Linked DNA regions of Homo sapiens: region 2 is linked to region 1. A link is a contact called in ENCODE Hi-C or POLR2A ChIA-PET data. All regions are on one chromosome and are shown on one strand. The core of a region is the stretch at or near the end of the contact, and the rest is flanking DNA. Distances in the headings are between cores, read along the strand shown. Region 1 overlaps BHMT (betaine--homocysteine S-methyltransferase). Region 2 overlaps JMY (junction mediating and regulatory protein, p53 cofactor).

What was found. A loop is a pair of places that touch in the nucleus more often than their neighbours do. ChIA-PET counts read pairs that join two places held with the same protein, here RNA polymerase II (POLR2A). Pooled maps may share reads with other maps.
Region 2: a loop to region 1 is called in a map of PC-3, with 5 times the contacts of the local background. The contact joins two enhancer-like sites. A Hi-C loop is called at or near these places in 1 of 168 maps with a recorded cell type or tissue (PC-3) and 2 of 50 pooled maps. POLR2A ChIA-PET finds 5 or more read pairs at or near these places in 2 of 52 experiments (HCT116 and activated T-cell).

Annotation. Positions count from the first base shown.
Region 1 is chr5:79,131,526-79,135,720 of GRCh38, reverse strand. It overlaps BHMT (betaine--homocysteine S-methyltransferase), which reads right to left. Exons shown (of 8, transcript NM_001713.3): 8 at 3,433-4,195. Among named protein-coding and RNA genes, the nearest start is that of BHMT, 22 kb to the right of the region's middle. Within about 2 kb of position 1,925, at least 25 of the 41 ENCODE cell types and tissues checked have a DNase peak (open chromatin) inside an H3K27ac peak, as active enhancers do; they include HCT116 and PC-3, where a contact is called at or near this core.
Region 2 is chr5:79,299,184-79,303,378 of GRCh38, reverse strand. It overlaps JMY (junction mediating and regulatory protein, p53 cofactor), which reads right to left. Exons shown (of 11, transcript NM_152405.5): 5 at 3,061-3,226; 6 at 2,516-2,703. Among named protein-coding and RNA genes, the nearest start is that of JMY, 65 kb to the right of the region's middle. Within about 2 kb of position 2,079, at least 3 of the 41 ENCODE cell types and tissues checked have a DNase peak (open chromatin) inside an H3K27ac peak, as active enhancers do; they include HCT116 and PC-3, where a contact is called at or near this core.

The DNA of each region.
Region 1 (4,195 bases), core at 676-3,175:
GTTGAGAAAATTGAAGGACAGAGAAGTGGGGTGATTTACCCAATGTTCTGCAGGGAGTTGGGGCAAAGCTAGGACTTGCACCCCAAAGTCTTGATTCTAAATGTCTTCCTTGCTTTTTCTGCTATGTGCCACTAGTGTTTTTGAGCCATAGGTGAATTCCACTAAGCTACCTCAGGTGTTTAGGACGTTAACTTTTGCAAAGAACAGTAAAATCTCATTAAGTCAGAATAATTGGAAGAATGACCAGGCTGACTTGAGAAAAAGTCTGAACTATTTAAAAAGATATTCAGCTTTTTCCTTTCAAGATCATGTAGTAAATTGGAACAAATAACCACAGAATGGGGCCAAGCAGAGGTCTTACTGAACCTGCCCAAAAGAACAAACTGGAATAATTTCTGAAGGGTACATTAACAGTTTGCATGCAAGTGATGACTGCTAAAGATAGTTCAGGCATTTAGAGAAATATCTTTTTATTAAAAATAAGTGAAATGTTTCCCTTAATACATTTCATGTAAGTATTTACATAGGAAACTTTCATAAATTTATTTATTTTTATTTTTATTTATTTATTTTTTTGAGATGGAGTTTCACTCTTGTTGCCCAAGCTAGAGTGCAGTGGTGCGATCTCGGCTCACTGCAACCTCCGCCTCCCAAGTTCAAGTGATTCTCCTGCCTCAGCCTCCCAAGTAGCTGGGATTACAGGCGCCTGCCACTACGCCCAGCTAAGTTTTGCGTTTTTAGTAGAGATGGGGTTTCACCATGTTGGCAGGCTAGTCTTGAACTCCTGACCTCAAGTGATCTGCCTGCCTTGGCCTCCCAAACTGCTGGGATTATAGGCGTGAGCCACCGTGCCCAGCCTGGAAGCTTTAATAAATTTAAATGTAAACATCTAACCATCTAACCACAAGTTAAAATGATCATGCGTTTGATTTCATGGCATATAAATTAACCTGTTTTTACTGTTTTGCTGTACATGACTTGTTTGGTATTATTCCTGTAACTCACAGCAGCATAAATGATGACATCTGTCTCTCTCATTTTCCATCATCTTAATTTTTCATCTATCCAATGCCAACAGAATGCCTCCAGCTGCTTGAAAACCGGAAGCATTTTCTGGCCATTCCTTTCTCTCACCACACTCCCACCAATTTTACCAAAGGATCCTACCCTTCCTGTTACCATTTTTGAGAATTCTTTGCATTTGCCTGCCTTTCATCATTTTCTGTTCAAACACTAAATATTCCTTCCTGAAGATGTTTAGAAATATTATACCTTGCTATCTCTAATTCTGTCGTTTAACATCCCACCAGGCATACTATTTCTGAAGCCGTTCATAAGTCCTATTTTTCTCTCTTGAAATTGACTTCTTCCTCCTTTGTTATCTAAGAGCCAGGGTCCTTGACCTGGCAGGTAACACGTGGGAGGTTCCAGACTGACTGAGTGGATGTTATTGACTATCAAGGAGGCTATTTGGGAGAACAGTCTATAAAGCCCTCAAGCCCTTCAGTGTGCTGAAGGCTGGAAAAAAAAAAACGTTTCTGGGGAAAATGGGGATCTAGTTGGAGATGCATAAAGCCTGCCTGCCTGCCTGCTCTCCTGCAGTCCCTCCCCGCCCTCCTTCCTCCCTCCCTGCCTCTCTCCTCCCTCCCTCCCTCTCTCCTTTCTTTCCTTCCCTCCCGTTCTCCCTCCCTTTTTCCCTCCCTTTCTCCCTTCCTTCCTCTTTTTTAATTCCTGACTCAAACTTGTTAAAGGCTTTTCTTGATGGGTGCGTTGTCCTGGATGTGATTCAAAGATCCACATGTCTTAAGAAAAAACTGACCAAAACTGTTAGAGCTTAGCCTGATGAAATAACTTAAGTTCAAACAAAATAAGGTTACTCATGCATTTCCTGCTGGCGACCTGCTGCCCCCATCTGGAGAAGTTGGGAACGGATGTTCTTGATTCATTCCTGCGCAGTTCTTGTTTCCTTTAGGGGTCTGCGTTGGCTTGGCTGTCTTATCCAAAGGTGGTTTGCTACAGTGTGTAGAAGTGTCAGAGTACAAACTGCAAACAGTTTATTTAGTGAGTTCATGTTTACTCTGAGTAACGCCAAAGACCTTTATTTTATTCCTGGCTGGAGGATGACTCCTTAGTTTTGTGGACCATCTGTTCTGGTACTGCCCCCCAGCTTCCCCAACCCTTCCTACAAAAGGCTAAGCTAAAGCCGTCTTTCTTGACAGCCTTGGAATAGTGAGAAGTGCTTCCTGACTTTGCATCCTGCCTTGGTAATCTTATCCTTAAAAGGATAGTTTGGACTTTTGATCTCTAAGGTCCCTCTGGTTCGGAGTCCATAAAAAATATTTACCAGTGAGAAATGTCTATTTAACATAAATCAACTCTTAGGTATTAAATGAGCTTTCTCTCTTAATGAACAAGATTTCTGGAAATAAAATGCACATGTTTGGAGGAGGGACTGAAATTTTAAAAACAATTTCAAAATATGAACTATACCACTAGGAGGCAGTGTTGACATATAATTTAATTCAAGAATGTCTTTACCATAGCTCCTTTTCAGAAAAATATTTTAAAAAACGATGGATATAAAAATGATTAAAGGTTATAATATTTTGGTGGCAACAAAACTCTGAAAAGAATATTAAAGGAACATGCATTTTACACAGTAATAGAACAGCAAGTCCAATAAAATGTCATCTGTGAGTGAAAGCTTTAAATACTGAGCTTGGTTTGAGAATATAAGAGAAATGATAGATAACAACTTTGCCAAAAAAAAAAACAAAAAACAAAAAACAAGTGGAGTTCACTCTTGTTTCCACTAGCCATATGCAGCCTCTGAAAGTTGTGCTGCTTTGGCTCTGTTTCTGTGCATTGAGGGATTAGGGGTGGATTATTAACTCTTAGTAACAAAATTCTAGCAATTTCTTTGCCTTTCCATTTATTTATTTATTTGACAGAGTCTCACTCTGTCTCCCAGGCTGGAGTGCAGTGGTGCAATCTCAGCTCACTGCAGCCTCTGCCTCCCAGGTTCAAGTGATTCTCATGCCTCAGCCTCCCGAATAGCTGGGACTACAGGTGTGTGCCACCACACCTGGCTAATTTTTGTATTTTTAGTAGAGACAGGGTTTCACCATGTTGGCCAAACTGGTCTTGAACTCCTATCCTCAAGTAATCCGTCCACCTCCCAAAGTGCTGGGATTACAGGCGTAAGCCACCACACCTGGCCTATTTTTGTTTTCTAGAATTCCCTGACTGGCTCTCCAGAAAGAGCCAGTAGGGCCTCTTTTCCTTTTAAATACTGCCACCTGCTCCTTTAAAATTCCAGCATACTTGTGAAGTAGGTTTTTCTTTTAAATAGGTGAAGAAATTGAGGTATAGAGGTTTCATGTAAGACTTAGCAAATTGTAGAACCAGGATAAGAATAAAATACAAGCAATATAGTCTCATTGCTCTTCTTTTTAATAGCTGAAAAGAATTACAATTTCAAAACAGCTCAAACAATTCAATAATGTTTAGAAAGCTGCATGACCTCTTTTCTAATACACTGAGGGTAGTCATGTTTCTTCTAATAGTCTTGTATCTTCAGGCTTGAGCTTTTGTAGGAGAGTAGATATTAAATTATCAGAGAAAAATATCATAGTTCTCAATCTAGGAAACCAGGCTAGAGTTTGGAGAATCTCTACTTTTTTCTTATTATATTTTTTAAAAGCTACCAACTAATACAAGCTCACTCTGCTCAGCCTTATGGCCCAGAGGCACTAGGTGGATCCAGTGTTGACTAGGATGGAGAGGGCTGAAATATCCATCTCTCCTCCCCTCCTCCCCATTGGTCTATGTCTTTTACTGGTAGAAAAGTGGGTCACGAAACAGAAGAACTCTGAGAGCAGGACTCTGGGTATTGGATATTTATTGATCAGGTCTCATATGACTGACCTACTTATAAGAATAAACTTAAACAGGATGGTCTCCTTAAGTGTCTTGTAGCAATATTTTTCAAACTGTGGATCCAAACCCAGTAGTGGGTCATAAAAATCCATTTGAAAAGTCTCAACTAGCATGTTTTATAAATGAAATAGAATGAAAAGGAATGGAACAGAAAATACTAGGATGGATCACACATTTAATTTCGACAGTAAGATGTGATGTGTTTTGCTGGGTCATTATATAAATTGTGTTTGTTACTAAGGGTCATGTTCAAAAG
Region 2 (4,195 bases), core at 830-3,329, 170 kb before region 1:
AAGAACACCCTCCTCAGGCTGGGCACAGTGGCTCACACCTGCAATCCCAGCACTTTGGGAGGCTGAGGATTGCTTGAGCTCAGGAGTTTGAGACCAGCCTGGGCAACATAGTGAGCCCCTGTCTCTATAAAAAAATAAATAAAATATTTTAAAAATCACCTGCTCAGTATGTTGTTCTGAGACCATCTCATACACTCTTATAAGACCCAGGTGCCCAATTGTCTCAACTGTCTCACAGCCATCTCTACCTGGATGCCCAAGACCTCTTATATGCAAGTCTAAAACTCAGCTTATCACCTCCCACCCATATGTGCTCTTCCTCTGGGTTTTCCATCTTGGTTGGTGACACCATCATCTACCTCAATGCCCAATCCAGAAACCAGAGGGTTGATAGAGAATGGCTCTTCCTCCCTCCTTCACCACATCACTAAATCCTACTAACTTTTTCTGCAAAGTGTCAGATCTAGACAGTTCAAGATTTGTCCATCTCTTACCCTGCACAGGCACCCACTTACTTCATAGTCTTAACCTCTCAACCTTATTGAGGTGGAGGATAATGACACCTTCCAATCAGAACCTTTCCATCTCTTCTCCCTCTAACCTATTTTTCATGCTGCCTTATCTTGCTAAAATGTGAATCTGTTCATACTACCCCTTTGCTTAACTTATACTACAGACAAAGCTCAGGCTTGTTAATGTGGTATGTAAAATTTCCCATAACTTGGTCCCCGCCCTGCAGCATGTCTTACAATGTAGAATGCTCTGACAAACCATGCTGTTTTCTGCTTCAGTGTCTTTGCTAAAAACTATTCTGTCCTGCTTGTAATTACCCCAACACCATCAATCTGGCCAATTTCTATTCAGATGTTAAAAGCCAGTACAAGTGTCATCTCTTCAGAGAAGCCTTTCCTCACTCCCTGCTCTTGCTGTTTTTGGCCGGCAGAACACTCATCTGTTCACCTGGTTTGCCTTCTCTAAAAGACTAGGAGGAGCAGGGACTATGCCTTGCTCATCTTTGTATCCTAAGTCTAACAATGTGCCTAGCATACTGGTGAATTAAAATGAAATCAGACTTTCAATTAAGTCTGAATTGCATAGCATTTTCAAAAACTTGCAGGTTTGCAAATTCCGAGTCTCAAAAGTACTGCACTATACACCTAAAAGTAATATATAAAATACTCCTAATATTCCTCAAAAATGTGCTCTTCTGAAATCTTATTTACTTTTCATTCTCCCCTAAAACTGTTCTATAAGACCTGCTGAAATCACTGCAATGTTTTTTTTTTTTTTTTTTTGAGACGGAGTTTCACTCTTGTTGTCCAGGCTGGAGTGCAATGGTGCCATCTTGGCTCACTGCAACCTCCACCTTCTGGGTTCAAGCGATTCTCCTGCCTCAGCCTCCCGAGTAGCTGGGATTACAGGCGCGTGCCACCATGCCTGGCTAATTTTTTGTATTTTTAGTAGAGACAGGGTTTCACCATGTTGGCTGGTCTCGAACTCCTGACCTCAGGTGATCCACCCACCTCAGCCTCCCAAAGTGCTGGGATTACAGGCATGAGCCACCGCGCCCAGCCTGCAATGTTTACCTGGTTGGTGCAGATTGGAACGTGAAATGAAGCTCACAACCAGGGCTGACACAGCAGTGGGTTTCAATTACCACTGTCACGGGGAAATAGCAAAGGCACATAATTATGTGAAAGCCAGGGCTCTGGATGGCAAGGTAACTGTTCTGTTGATGGACAACGTGATAGAAGGTCCTGGGTTCTTGACTTACTGTGGATACATGCCTGTCTGAGTTTCTTTAATGTGCAAGAGCTATCTATTTCAAAAAGCAAAGGTATTGATTTTCTGTGGAATGAGGAAGTGGTAGCCTTGGAATGTGGTGAAGAGCAGGAAGGTGGGTTCTCAGAGAACATGACATACTTTTATAATACTTGAGCTTAAAGCGAATCAGTACCACACAGTCATCAGTTTGGTCTAGGTTGGAGAGCTAGTTCCAGATTCCAACTCTACACTTACAGTGACTAGAAACAGCTCCACGATAGTTAACATCTGGACTAGAGTGCAAAACATTTTTTAAGACACAGGAAGAATCACATTTCCACAAAATGAGTCATTCCAAATATCAAGAATCAAACATTCTAAAATGTAATCAAAGTTAAATAAAGAAATAACAATCTATAAAATTCTTTAAGGTCAGAATCAGGGCTTGTAAAAAACATCGCTGGGCCTCCTTAAATAAAAAGGGAGCCAGGAATCACATTATCAGGGATCCTGTAGTCAAGGCCTTTAGCAGAGTCACCATTAGTGTTTCTAGAGGTAAAGAGAACATCACTATTGGCTGTTCCAATGTGTTTAAGAGGGCAATTCTCAGAGCACTATAAACGCATTGAGCACTGATAAGAGATAGTGCTTACTTAGTTTTAAAACATAAGCAAGTTTTAAAGACAAAACAGATGAGATTAGTAGATACGGATAAAAGACTAAATAATGAACAAAAGCAATATTTAAATACCTTTTTATTTCTGAGGTAGGATTTCTTGGCAGAAACCCGTCCACGTCTTGCTTCCAGCTGGCGTGCTTTCTGCTGAAGTTTCTGCAGCTCTTCTCTCTGTAAGTACGCAGATGCTGCCATCTCTTCCTTCTCCAGCATGGCCTCCATGCTTTCGTAAGTGTCATAGTATACCACTTCATCTCTTTTTTCTGTTACAGAACAGCAAAAAAGAGTAGTGGTAAAGAATATGGGCTAGGGTTTGGAAAGAACAAGGTTCTAATCTCATTACTGGCTCTGCAACCTCAGGCAAAGCCATTATCTCTTAAGCTTCTTTGTAAGTGGTGATTATTATTTAATACACCTCATAGAGTGAATGTATGCAAAGTGTTTAGCAGTATCTGGCAAACAGTAAGTGCTCAATAAATGCTAGAAATCACCCCCCCACACTCTATCCCTACAGAAAACAATTTTTTAAATGTCTTAACAAAAGAAACATACCTAGTCCATAAGTATTTTCTCATGTATTCAATCTTTGGTGAACTTATGTGGTTAAATGCACGCCATACCTGATATAAGTCTTTTGATGCTTTCTAGTTGCGCTGTCAATAGTAACTCTTCACACTTCAAGATTTCAAACTGTACTTCATACAACTGAAGTTGCAGATCATAATAATCAGCTTCTAACTGATCCAATCGTGCTATCGCTTCTGTACCACCCCGCAAACTCTGCATCTGCATTGAAAATACAAATTAAAAAATTTCTAGCTGGTGGGGACAAGAAAATTGAGTTAGTATTAAAAATTAATACTAATCAGATAGCATAAACCTATTAAGTAATTCCTCTCAGAAAGAAACTTGTAGGCATGGAATCTAGACTTTAAAAATATATATATATATATGTATAAAACAGTAATAATCAAGTCATATTATATGGTGGAAGTAGGCAAACATGGTAAAAATAAGGTTTTAATGTTTATGTTATACTTATGCATATTTATGGTAATAATATATGTATCATCTGGATATAAATGCTTTCCCTCTCAAAAGTGGATGCTAAGTTATGTAGTTGTTCTTTTCACAGAGATATATGAAAATGACGGGGCTATTCTCAGATATTTACAAGAATGGTAAAAGCTGGTTAATGCCACATATCTGGGGTTTTGCTTTGCTCCATGGTCACAGACTGGCTAGGTTCTGGGATCTGCTGACTATAGAGTGAGGTGAGAATATGTGACTGGAACAGCAGAAGACAATTGCTTTAGATGGAAATCCTTGCAATCCGTAAGGTGTCACTTTAGGTAAATGTAATCAACGTCCTAGGCTGAACTTAAAGTGAGATCCAGAAATTTCTGGGCATGGCTCATAAAGTGAAGGATGGTCTTCTGTGAGGTTTGCTTGGTTGGTCAGTTCTCGGTGCTGGAGTGGGAAAATTTTTGCCAGGAATGAAGGAAACCACCAAGGGGAAAGTGTACTTTAGATAACTGGTTCCTAACCCTACTATTTCTATGGCTTTCTATTTGGCTGTACGGAAAAAGGCAGATAAAAGAAGCCAAAGGAATGGCTTTTCAAGAGTCAGTGAGATGTGAAGGACAAGCATAGTTCTCTAGAGTGAGACAGTAAGCATTCTTCCAAGAACATAGCACCACTGCTTTGGTAGTTTAAAGGTTCATGCTTAGCAGCTCCAGGAAAGCCCCGATACGG